Linked DNA regions of Homo sapiens: region 1 is linked to region 2. A link is a contact called in ENCODE Hi-C data. All regions are on one chromosome and are shown on one strand. The core of a region is the stretch at or near the end of the contact, and the rest is flanking DNA. Distances in the headings are between cores, read along the strand shown. Region 1 overlaps LOC105371310 (a long non-coding RNA gene). Region 2 has its middle 430 kb from the start of LINC02165.

What was found. A loop is a pair of places that touch in the nucleus more often than their neighbours do. Pooled maps may share reads with other maps.
Region 1: a loop to region 2 is called in a map of gastrocnemius medialis, with 3 times the contacts of the local background. The contact joins two enhancer-like sites. A Hi-C loop is called at or near these places in 2 of 168 maps with a recorded cell type or tissue (endothelial cell of umbilical vein and gastrocnemius medialis) and 1 of 50 pooled maps.

Annotation. Positions count from the first base shown.
Region 1 is chr16:64,475,204-64,481,876 of GRCh38, forward strand. LOC105371310 (a long non-coding RNA gene) reads left to right here. Exons shown (of 4, transcript XR_001752234.1): 3 at 486-612; 4 at 3,872-4,009. Among named protein-coding and RNA genes, the nearest start is that of CDH11, 640 kb to the right of the region's middle. Within about 2 kb of position 3,473, at least 2 of the 41 ENCODE cell types and tissues checked have a DNase peak (open chromatin) inside an H3K27ac peak, as active enhancers do.
Region 2 is chr16:64,159,481-64,165,871 of GRCh38, forward strand. No RefSeq gene overlaps it. Among named protein-coding and RNA genes, the nearest start is that of LINC02165, 430 kb to the left of the region's middle. Within about 2 kb of position 2,076, at least 3 of the 41 ENCODE cell types and tissues checked have a DNase peak (open chromatin) inside an H3K27ac peak, as active enhancers do.

The DNA of each region.
Region 1 (6,673 bases), core at 2,223-4,722, 320 kb after region 2:
AATGTAGGCCTTTAGTGTTTGAATTCAGAAACTGGTTGTCTTTGAGGAGGAGAATGGGAATACCTTGGGGAGGTGGCTTCGGGATACTGGTGATGTTCCATTTCTTGATCCAGGGAGAAGTGGTATACATGGGAATTTACATTATGAAGATTCGTTGAGTTGCACAATTGTAATTTTTGCCCTTTCATTGTGTATTTTATAATTCAATTAAAATTTTAATAAAACCAAGAAACCAAAAAAAAAAAAATGTTAAGAATGATGGCCACAGGCCAGGTGTGGATTGATCACATCCCAGACCAGAAGGTATAAGAATAAATAAGTAGATTAAAGTGATACTCTAAGGACATTAAGAGGCTCAATGATTGGTCACTGAGGAATCAGGAGGAGTCAGATAATTGTTAGAATTTTGTGTAAATTTACTCTCTCCCTCTCTTTTGCAAGCTTCTTAAAGGTGTGTCTGTATCTCGTTCCTATTATCCCCACAGCCAAACACTACAATGGATGTGGAATAAATGAGCAACAAATATTGAATTAATAAATAAACATCGCACTTTCTGATGAGGCTGGAGGCTCTCACTTGATAGCAGAGGATAAAGAGAAGAAGAAAAGCAGGTCAGTAAGCTGTAGTGCTCTCAGCTGTTACTTCATCAGAAAAGGAAATAAATATAGAGTTGTTTTGAACAGCAGTATCGATGTTTTCTTAGGTCTAGTGGACACAGCAATGAGTCCTGACACGGGGTGGGAGACCATCTATTGACAGTCGGCACTCATCATAAGCCTTTTAAAGTTTTCTGCGGAAAGCCAAGATGAAGTAAAAATAGCACCGTATTATTCTAGGTCTGACTGATGGGAACAGTTGCATAAAGGTTTCTTGTTAAGCGCGTCAAATGTTACCCTTTGTGTGACTTTGGTTTAGCTTGCTAGTCTGATTAAATTCCATTCACCAGCAGAGGAAGCGATTGGTATTTATATGTCTGAAGCTGCTCTGAGTCTGGCCGTCCTAGACAATGTGGATATTTCTGGAGAGAGAGGGAGAGAAAAGCCAGGGTTTATCCACTTGGTTTATAAATGGTCACCAAGAACAAATAGATATTGTGTAACCTCATGAAGTGCAGTCAGGTTCAGTAGATCTGCCTGCATCTGAGCTGTTTCACATCAGCTTTTTTCTTTTTTTTTTTTCTTTCCTGGATTTATAAAGCTTTTAATAGTCATTTGCCAAAGCATTTTTTTTTTCTTCATGGTAAGTGGATTTTTTTCTACAATATATTAGATGCTTAATCACTTTCTTATAATGGGCATATTTAGAAAAAACTGTTTCTTAAAAAAAAATTGAGGTTCATGACTATAAACAACAACTTCACAGCTTGGACCATGGCTAGGCCAAGGGATTTTGAGTGAGGCTGGCTAAGTTTTCACACCTCTGCACTTACTCTTGTCACAGACATGTGACAGCAGTGAAGGAATTTGGGTTAAGGGCCTGTTTTTCCTTAACCGTAAAATCGTGAGCATACTATCTAACTAACAGTTTTATCAGTATTTCCATCTTGCAATAATGTATATTTAACGCCTAAGATGATTCCTGGCATACAGAGACATAAACATATATGCTACTGACCTTCTCTTTGTCCGTATTTTGATACTGAATTACAGTTAATTTTTATGAGCAGCTTTGTTTTATCTTATACCAAGAGCCCTAATTTATTTTACCCTAGGATAATTATATTTCAATTTCGGTTTTGCTTCCGGTTACTTTCCTCACCATCAACCATCAGTATTATTACTGTGTGTCAGTGGATGCTGGTATTCCCATTTGTTCTTTCTTTATCTGCTGTGAAATCAGGTATCTACATTCACAGAAAGGAAGAGCAGAATCTGAGTTCAGGCCTAAGGGGGCCTTCATGGGTGAGTCCCTGGGCTCTTAGAGTAGCCCTTGGACATCTCTCTTGGCTGCTCAGGGTTCAACTCTTCATCCTTGAGGATTCTTCTTGGATAAGTGAGGTCTTGCTGATACGTGTTGGCAACCCCTCAAGAAGTCACACTTTTGCACATGAAGGATAGAAGCTCATTGTAAAGGTCTATAGAAATGAAGGTTAAATATCCTCAAAATAAGATTATAATGCATTTTATGAGAATAGACATTCTGCTATGCTCATTTAAGGGAGGCACCAATGTTAAGAATAACTACACATTCCTACTCTGATAAAAAGAAAAATAGCTGAAATCAGTTTTATCAATAAGGAAAAAAATTAGTACACATTGCAAGGATCAGAGCAGAGCAATGGGAAAGAAAAGAGCAGATCTATAAGCTGGGCATGCTGACAAGTGCCTGTAATCCCAGCTACTTTGGAGGCTGAGAAGGGAGAATCGCTTGAGCCCAGGAGTTCAAGATCAGCCTGGGAAACATAGCAAGACTCTCTCTCAAACACAACTCTCTCTCTCACACACACACACACACACACACACACACACCAAACACAGATCATCTGAGGCAGTGGGTCTGGAATGAACTGGAATGATCATCTGAAATGCAGATGATCCCACCAGGTAATACCAATGTTTCTGGTTGTGGGGCCACGCTTTGAGAACTGGTTCGGATTCTGGCTGCTCAGCGTGGTTAAGCATGGTGCACAGACCAGTAGCATCGGTGACACCTGGGAGCACTGTTATGCATGCAATCTCAGACCCCCTCTCAGACTTACTGAATCAGAACTTGTGGGCACAGTAAAACTTAAGATTCACCAGTCTGAAAAAAAAAAAAAAAAAAAGCAGACCTGAAAGCAAACAGGCAAATGGTCAACCCACTAGTGGAAGAAAATCAGCTGTAATCAAGGGTTAACATTTGGGCAAATTCATATGGAAATGGAGTTTAAATGATCTTGCATGTCAGGAAATTAAAATGGCAGAGGGGTAATGGGAGTTGTCACAATAATATCTCACAAATGGAGAAATGCTGTTGCCTAGGATGACCAATTGTGCACAAGTTACTTTTCATCCTCTGGCTGTGAACAGAGCTCAAAAAGTATATTCCTGACCTTACTTCCTTCTATAAATTATTGACGCTAATACCTCCCTGTCTGTGGATGCACTGAGAGATAACAAAGCACACACGCAGCTCTATAGCCTCTTTCCTTCATATTCTCAATCTTCAGTGTACGGATGAAGCCACCAACCTGGCAGAGCATCCAGGGAAAGCAATTACTTCATTTATGACACATTTAAATTTGTTGAGTAAACAATTTTGAGTCTTCTATGGGGCCTATTACACTTGAGCCTGAGAAGTACTTATTAATAATTTTTCAGCTAATATTTACTCAAAGCACTCTAAATCAGCATTTCTAAATAAAGCTGAGTCCAAAGGGCAGAGGGCTGGTAGGCAGATGATGAGGAAAGCTGACTCTCAACATTCCTTTAGAAAGTTGAGGTTTATAGAGGGTTGGTTTTGGCAACTCCACCGGAAACTTATGTTTGGATAGCCGTCTAATTCTAAACCAGTTCTGACTTTGCCCAGAATTTGGGTATGAGACAATAAATTAGCCTGATATTGTTGGAAAGAAATCTACTCAGGCTAAGAGTCAGAAAACAAACTTGCTTTTATTAGCTCTGTGACCTTGAATATGGCACTTAGCATTGCAGAGGCTTAGAAGGTAGGAAAGTAGGGGTGGGTGGGGGGAACACTTACTGAGAGCAAAGCACAACAGACTTCTACAACAACGGATATTAACCCTGCTTACTCTGTCTCCATGCACTCAAAGACACATGCAAGAGACACAGAGATGTGTATTAAAATGCAGAGTTTGCTGCAAGCTGTTATCAAATCAACTTGATCGTATCAGCCATGTCTCTAAAGTTATCTGTTTTGATTCTTCTTCAGGAACTACTTTCGGCTGGTAAGCAGATCTTACAGTACAGTAGTTAAGCATATAATGTTTGGAGCCTGACTGATATAGGCACAAATCTCAAGTCCACAACTATGTGAACGTTGGTAAGTTGCTAAACATTGTTAAGCCATTGTTTCCACATCTGTAAAATGGAAAAAAAATAATTGTTCCTACCTCAATGCTGTATATGCTGAATGAGAGGGAGAATGTATAAAAGCTCTTACCATAGCATAATACAGAACCTAACACAAACTTAGCCTCAATCAATTCTAAATATTTTGACCACTGTGAATTTTGAATTATTTACTTACACTTTAATCAGGATGGTTATTTCTATCTATTTTATGATCTTTGTCCATCTAGATATCTCTTGCGGGATACTTTCACCTGGACTACATTTGTAGCTATTTAATGATTCCTAAGTCCGATGCATGACCAGTCCTTTATCCCAACCTCTCTTAAGTTCAATCCCCATTCAGGTCCTAAACACATTCACCTTTTTCCAGGTATATTAAGTTTGGTTCCTTAGAAGTGGGTATCAGGAAAAGGATCCATGTGAATACAAATAAATCAATAATCGATTTTTTTAAAATGATAAGAGATAGGGAATGTGGGAAGAAAAGAAGGCCCCACAAGAGTGTGATATCAAACAATGTGCCAGGGAGGTAAATGTTGGCTCAGCCCCACACGTGATCTCTGGAGACAGCATGGATTCTACACAGGTTTGCAGGTAAACTAGCTCCCTGAAAATATTGGAATTATTCCAAACAGATGGCAAGATAACTGGCTATATCCATCACTCATTGTTTGAGGGCTGCCCCAGAAATTTGAAGGTCTCCATGTATTAAGGCAAGTTAGCTACTGATAGCCTGAGGGAAGACTGCCTGCTAAGAAGCACACGTGCTAGCTGTTGAGAGTAAAGGTATACATGGAACTGACCATGAAAACAGTGTAAAAGGAATCATAGGAACATAGGCAGAGCCCTGACAGCATCTGCCATAACAATAATGCTAATATTAATGTAATCAGAAAAGGGGTCTTGATGCAGACCTCAGGAGTGTGTTCTTGCAGACAGGAATTCAAGGTGAGTCAAAGAGAGAAGAGAAGGTTCGTAGAAAGCTACCCTATTACAGAGCAGGGCATACTCAGAACACAAGAAGAGGAATGCTTCACAGTAAGAAGAGACAGTTTCTTGAAAGCTATTCCATTACTGAGTAGAGTGTCCTCAGAAAGCAAGTGGAGGAATTCACTATCTTTGCTTGAAGTTTTTCTTACACAGGAGTCTTACCTATGTAAAGAATAAACTAAGCTGTGCCTACATGTGGGTGGGCTGACAGCATGACAAAATGTATTATTCTATTGATTTAAATAAAACTATCTGTGACGTGTTAGTGTGTAAGTATATTAAAGTATAACTGTAATTATCTTGAAAGCACATATTGTTATGGTTATTGAGAGATCTAGGCTTTCTGTTTTTATAGGAGTTTGTCCTTACAGGCATTACCAAGCTGACTCCTTAGGTAAAAACATCTTAGGACTATGGGTCATGACTAGCAAAGACTGTGCCTTGCCAGTTTTAAGATGGAGTTGATTTTAAAATGGTGGCACTCTGGCTTTCCTAGGCTCCTGCTTTCCTAACATTAACATCCCAGCAAAAAGTTTCCATGAACATAGTAGTCTGCCCTTTGTACTTTTGCCATCATCTCATGTTGCTGGGTAAGGATTATTAGTCCCAGTGATAGATGGTTTAGGTGAATATAATTTAACATACATGCATATGTACACATACATAGACATAAATATTTTCAAATTCCTGTTTAGCAATTTATTCCATAATATTTGGTTTTACTATGAAAGTAGGTCATTTAATTAATTAATTAATGTTAGTTATACAAATTTATCTTTGCTATAGTGCTTTACATAAAAAGGGGAATAGTCTTTGGTAAAATGTATTTTTAAGTATTTAAGTCCCTTTTGAGTCAAGGTAGTTTCAGTCATCAAAAGTTTGCATGTATAAATTGCATGGAAAAGTCCCAAAGGAGTGCAAAGAGAACTCTTGTCTCTCATTTGGGCTACAAGAGACACACTTTTCTAAGATTATGACTCATGATAGTTGCTATAATGGTGCATATTAAAACTTTTTTTCAATAATATGAGAAACAATGTTGATTTTCAATTACACACGTAAAGAGCTGAATAGAGAGTATCTGGATTTCTGCCATGTATTATTCTTCTCTCCAGTTCCTGCCGATCAGTTGAACCTCTCAAAATAAGATATGGATCAAAGATGGACCTCAGAATTCCCCACTTATCAGTTCCTAGAATGAGAAAAGAGTTGAGAAACATCTAAATTCCTGATGTCTGTTGATTCAGACATGCACATAAAGCAAACTGCAGTAATTAGGGTCATATAAATTTCCTATAGCCATTAGCCCATCACCTTCCCTCATGGGAAAAGAGAACCAGGCAGTGGGATCTTCTCCTTGACTCCTGGAACCCCAGGCTGCCTTTCTTTTTATTTGAGTTAAGATGTGTTGGTTGCCTGGATACGGCTGAGCTTGTGAAAAAAATGTCACTGAGCTGCTGTCATGATGGCCATTTTATTACCATGATTTATAAATGGATTATCTGTGAAAATGGCTCTGGTTTTAATCATGCCCCCTGCAGGAAATGGCCTGTTCTTATTGGTTTGTTTCAATGACAGGTCGAGATATCCTGATATTTTATAACAGTTGGTAGATGCTTTACTGCAAATGATATCCATCCTCCAGAAAAAATTAGTTAACTTCTAATAG
Region 2 (6,391 bases), core at 826-3,325:
TTGTCTTTTTCCTTCCATCACTGGCTTTATGAGCCAGATAAAAAACAGGAGTAGCTAAGCATCTTTTTTTTTTTTTGCTTTATTAGTAGTGTTAATTGATGCCCCAAAGTTGTACATATTTATGAGGTATAGTATATTTCAATGCATGTATACATTGTATAATGGTATAATGATCAAATCAAGGCATAGCTATCAACTCAATTAGCACATCCATCGACTCAAACATTTATCATTTTTTTTTGTGCTGGGAACATTAAAAATCTGGTTTAATTATTTGAAAATAGGCATTTTTAATCTAAAACCTCTTCTTCAAGTATATATACAGTTAAAATCTCTGTAACACTGGGAAGAGGGAGGGAGTAGATCCCTGGATAGGGAAGTAGACACTTACAGGATTGTTTTCTACTGACTTTAGAGGAGAAAGAGGAAGCAAGATGTGTGTCTTCTGTTGCCTTGTTGTCACCAGGGCATTCTAGAGAAGATCAATGAGCGTCACCTCCACTTCTTCTCCTCTTATATTCCTATTGTTCCTTATACTCTCTGGCAGTGATTCTCAAATTTGAGCATGCTTAAGAATAATGTATGGTGCTTGAGAAAACACAGGTTGTTGGCAACACTCCTGGAATTACTAGTTCAAGCATTCTGGGGTGAATCCCAAGAAAGTTGCATTTCTAACAAGTTTCTAGCTGCTGCGGCTGCTGATGATGACGATGATGATTAGAGAACAGCTTTGAGACTGTTGCTCTGAGGCCTGTTTATGGCCTTAAATTTGGTCAAACATCAATTGGCAAAGTTAAAAACAACAACAATAAAACAAAAAAAAAAAACAAGTCAGTTTCTGGACAACACCCAGGACAGCTGAATCATAATCATTGGACTAAATGATACCTGGGTCCTTTCCCACTTTTTCATTCCATGACATTCTTAAAAGATTAAGAATAATGAGAATCCAGCGATGCCTGCAAACAGTCAAATCTCAATTTTTTTTTTTAACTTTCCTGGCATGTATATCACTTAATAAGACCACCAAATTACTAGTATTTTGATAATGGCTATTTTGATGTCACAGTAGAAAAAGCAGGTCTTTGGAATTAAACAGATTCAGATCTTCCATTTGCATGTGTGTAAGCTGGAGATAACATAATTATTTAATTTTATGATGATTATACAGCTCTTTCACATAGCATCTAATATGTAAATTTATTTTTTTATAAAAATAGAATAGTGTCATTCTTTATTCATGTGTTCCATAAATATCATTAATTTTGTATATCTGACACTCATAGGATTTAATGCCACAATTGTTTATGGTATATTACATTGTATAATTGGAGAAAATGTGTTGTTTATGAAATGTGAAATGTAATATTTTTTTTTCCTTTTTCTTTTGCCAGGAGTGATGGCTCACGCCTGTAATGCCAGCACTTTGGGAGGCCAAGGCAGGCAGGTCACCCGAAGTCAGGAGTTTGAGACCAGTGTGGCCAACATGGTGAAAGCCTGTCTGTACTAAAAATACAAAAATTTGCTGGGCATGGTGGCATGCACCTGTAGTCCCAGCTACTCGGGAGGCTGAGGCAGGAGAATTGCTTGAACCTAGAAGCAGGGGTTGCAGTGAGACAAGATTGCACCACTGCAACATAGCTTGGGTGACAGAGTGAGACTCTGTCTCAATCAGTCAATCAATCGATAAAATATTTTTTTTCAAATCAAGGTATCCTTAATTGCAATGTTAACAGTGATGAAAGGACACAGTGTCCAAGACCACAGTGACCTTTTTCTTTTGATTATTTCAGCAGAAGAGTAGGAAATGAGAAAGCAAATATTTTCTTGTGAACTCTAGACTTATGGAGGCTTTGGGCAAACAAGTCAATATTATTATCCTTACTTCAAGTTAGGGCTTCTGCAAGCCTACCCTAAAGGGTCAGATACAAGGAATCTCCAAAAGTTGTTCTCTAGCTATACTTCTAGCTGAGGGCAAAAGCAGCAGCTCCTGCTCATTTGTGAGTCAAGCAGGTGTTGAAATTCAAGCTTCTACAAGTTATGATGAAACTGCAGTGGGGAGTGAGTCACACAGGATCCCAGAGGCCCATTGCCGGTGTCAGGAAGCTAATGGATTATGCTCGCCACACAGGGATGCCAGGCCATGTAGGTGGCCTGACCTGGTTTGGCTGTGCAGAGCAGGAGATGCCTCTAATACCCAGCCAGGGCTGGGTTTCATGCAGCCCTGGAAAGTTTTCTCCAAGCAACTCTGACCCCAAGGAAAATGCTGCTTTTGCAGACTGAAAGCCTTGAAATTGCTTTAAAATGATTTGGTGAAGGCAACCTTGACTCAGGTCTCCCCAGGAGCAGGAGGATTCTGCTGTGAAATGACAGCAGGACACTGAGAACTTTCCATATACTTTACATGCCAGATCTCAATCTTTGCAACTACCTACTATATAATTATACACAATTTAAATATATTAGCTTATTTTATATAATCGTTTTATGCAGGAGATCGCTGAGATTTTATGAAATGGTGTAACTTAAATAGATTTACCCAGCAAGCAAGGGTTCATGTAGGGGTTCAAACCTAAGACTGTCAGATGGCAGATGGCCGAAATGTTCTCTTTTCTTTCTTTTTCTTTCTTTTCTTTTTATTTATTTTTTTGAAACAGAGCCTTGCTTCTTCGCCCAGACTGGAGTACAGTGGTGTGATCTCAGCTCACTGCAACCTCTGCCTCCCAGGTTCAAGTGATTCTCCTGCCTCAGCCTCCCCAGCAGCTGGGATTACAGGCATGTGCCACCATGCCCAGATAATTTTTGTATTTTTAGTAGAGACAGGGTTTCACCATGTTGGCCAGGCTGGTCTAGAACTTCTGACCTCAAGTGATCCGCCTGCCTCGGCCTCCCAAAGTGCTGGATTACAGGCATGAGCCACTGTGCCCGGCCGATGTTTTCTTAACTACTCCATCTATGTTCTGCAAACTTGGGTCGTTTAAACATCTTCTGCACTATGATCAAATTATGTATTTTTAAAAAGTTTTTAGTGTAAAATAGTTGTGCCTCAATCTAAGCAATGTTATCTATTAAACTATAGTTTTGATGCTTTACTTGTGTTTTTTTCCCCTAAAACATAGTGAGGTTAAAAAAAAATCTGTTTTGCTTATATATTATGATCATGATACATTAGGGTGATATAGCCACTCAGCATGTAGCCTCTCAAGGAATGTACCATTCTTCACTATTGTTTATCCAGGATATCTCTTTCTGCCTCCTTGCCCTTCTTCCTCTCTCCCTCCCTTTCATTGTTCCTTTCTCCTTCCTGATCCCAATTTTCAGGAAGCTCACTACATCTGTTTTGGCCTTATTACATCTCCCACCATTGCCCTATGCTTTTCTCAGCTACTTCTTCAAACGCTTGGTAGCAGACTGGATCTCCACCTCTCCAGATCCCTATCACATAGCCTCAAGTTTCCTGAGAATCTCTTTAAAGAAAAAAAGTGGAGATGTGGGGTGGAAAAAAGCAATAGAGGAGAATGACGACAATAAACACAATTACAGAGCTCTTACTACATGCCAGGATATGGTATAAGTACTTTTCATATTTTAATTATTTCAAACCTCACTGCAACATTATGTGATAATAATAGTATTATTCTATGTTACAGATGAGGACATGGAAACTGAAAGTGCTTGTCTCTTGTCTAAGGTCACCAGCTGGGACAAGGATGTGACCTAGACAGTCACTCGGTAGCTCAGAGTTTCAACCTCTTTTCTAAAAACGTCATGCTTTTAAAAAATTCTCTTTGGTTAATTCTTCTCTACAGGTTTTTGATCAGTTCTTTGGATTTTTCTTGGAAACTCTCCAAAATGTCCCTGAAAGAACCTTAGCCTTATTGTAAAAGTTGTTGGTTTTATTTCAGAAAGGGGAACTCATGAATGCCCTAACATATGTCAAATTTTCCATTCTGACACTCTACAAAGGTCTTTAACCTTACAAAAGAACATTCATTCCCAAACATAGTATAGGGAAAATTTTATGTTTATATAACTTAAAATAGGGCCTTTCTGTTTCAAGGATGGAAGTCAAGAGCTAAGAATATGTGGACACTGTAAAGTTCTATACTATGGTTTCAGTCATGAGCCATGACATTGAACCTTTCTGAATATCAATCAGAGTCCCTGACTCATCGCTTTGTTACAATATCAACTATGTAAGAAGTAGACCAAATTTTGACTAATTATATCTTAAAAATAAACATAACACAATAAACAAATTTGTTTTTATCTTATATCAGAGAGAAAGGCTGGTAAACTGGAATAACCATGGCTCTTGGAATTAGGAGGATTTCAGTTAACACCTGGCCACTTTTGAGCTGGGGGACATAACATTAAAACAAGCTTCAGTTCCTTGTCCAAAAATGAGCTTAAGGATCTCAGAACTGGGGGAAAATTAACTGCATCCAAAGTCTATTTAGCACTTTGGATGTGGAAGGGATTCAATACTACCCCATCCCACAACTTCTTTTTGCCATCTCTAACATAACTAGTTCTAGAATCCACATCCCTGAACACCAAAGCTTAAATAAAAGTCCACCAATTCCTTGAAGTATTTAACTTTTCCTAAGACAAATATTTCTTCTTTAAATTTGAAGATAGCCATAGCAATTTCCTTTTGTCAGATCCTTATTTTGTGAATCCTAGATCCAGAGAGTTTAGCATCAATTATAGCACAGTTCATCAAAAACAATCCAATCCTTCATTAGGAAGTTCAGATTTTTTAAGACAATTCAATTAATAGCATCCACCAACACATGTATTTTCTCTTTAGACCTACACTGACCTGAGGTCTTTTCTTCCCTTACGTTATTCCTCTGTTTCCCCATCTCTCACTCTCTCCCCCACCCCCAGTCTATGTTATGTATTCCATTCAACTTCTGTTTTTTTTTTCCCCACCAGCCTCTAATTGACCTGCTTTCTTTCTGTCATTCTCCTATTTCCTCAGAAATGCATCTGTCAAAGATGGAGAAGGAATAAAGTCAATTGTGAAGGCAATGACCTTGTACTCTTAAATTGGTTTAAGTATTAAGGCATGAGAATGAGAATTCCCGTATTAATACATTTGTCCAACTATATTTCAATTACTCTGTCTCATGTTATCCTAGCCTTTACTCTAGGAGCTCTTGAGTACCACATCTTATCTGTACACCTACGCCTGACAACACTGGACCCGAGGAACCCAACCATCTCTGCCCCAAACCGTTGCCCCTATTTTGGAAGCCCATGCTGCCTCCTTAGTTGGCCAAGAATGCCTCAGCAAGTTGGGTGGAGGGTCATATGACCCTAACCCCACCTACTAGTATTTGGATCAGAGGCAAAGCTTTCCTCCCAAGGAGGGTCCACACGTTCTTTCTCCTAGAAATTTGGCATCCAGTTTCACCTTGTTCAGTCAGGCTCTCTTTTGAAATCAGAGGTGATGTGAAGCCATATTTGTGGCAGTCATATTTGGTCCTGTGATGGCAAAGCAGAAAAAAGCAAAGGGAATTAATTGTGGAGAGAAATGAAAGATGACAGCAGAGAGAAGAAAGGAGAGATGAGGCAGAGAGAGGGAGATAAAGAGAAAGAAAGAGAACTAGAGATGAGAGGCTATGTTGTCCTCAGAAGAATCTAGCTGCCTTCAATCCAATAGTGATTTATTCTTCAGTCCCTAGTTCAAGTGGGGCCTTACTAACTTTCCTGAACTTGGATGATCTGAGAAGCCTCTGGATTTTGTGTAAGTTATTCTGTAAGGATCATGTTTCTTATTCCAGGAAATTTCTGAAAGAAATGGCATTAGACACAGACATGACAAACCTGTGGATTCTGTTCACATAAATTTTTATCTTTGAAGAATCATGTTAAAAAAATATGATACCATTTTATCAAAGGCTGCTTGAATGCATTGGCAGTAGGCTTTGTGAAATATTTAGGCTCATATGTCAGCAATTCTCAAGCTAATACTAAATCGGACCCTTCAGTAATTCAGTAACTAGAGTTTGATATCGCCATCCAAAAAAATGACAAAATTGGATAAAAGGTCCGGAATCTAAGAGGTGAAGAAATAATTTTGAATGTGTGGTTTGGACGCAGAACAAGCTAGGTACAAGTCCCAGCTCTGTCACTTACTGAGATTTGGGGCAAGTTATTAAATGGCACTAGGGCCGGGCACTGTAGCTCACACCCGTAATCCAGCACTTTGGGAGGCCAAGGCGGGTGGATCACCTGGGGTCAAGAGCTCAAGACTAGCCTGGCCAACATGGTGAAACCCCATCTCTACTAAAAATTAGCCGGCTGTGGTGGTGGGCACCTATAATCTCAGCTACTCGGGAGGCTGAGGCAGGAGAATCGCTTGAACCTGGTGGGCAGAGGT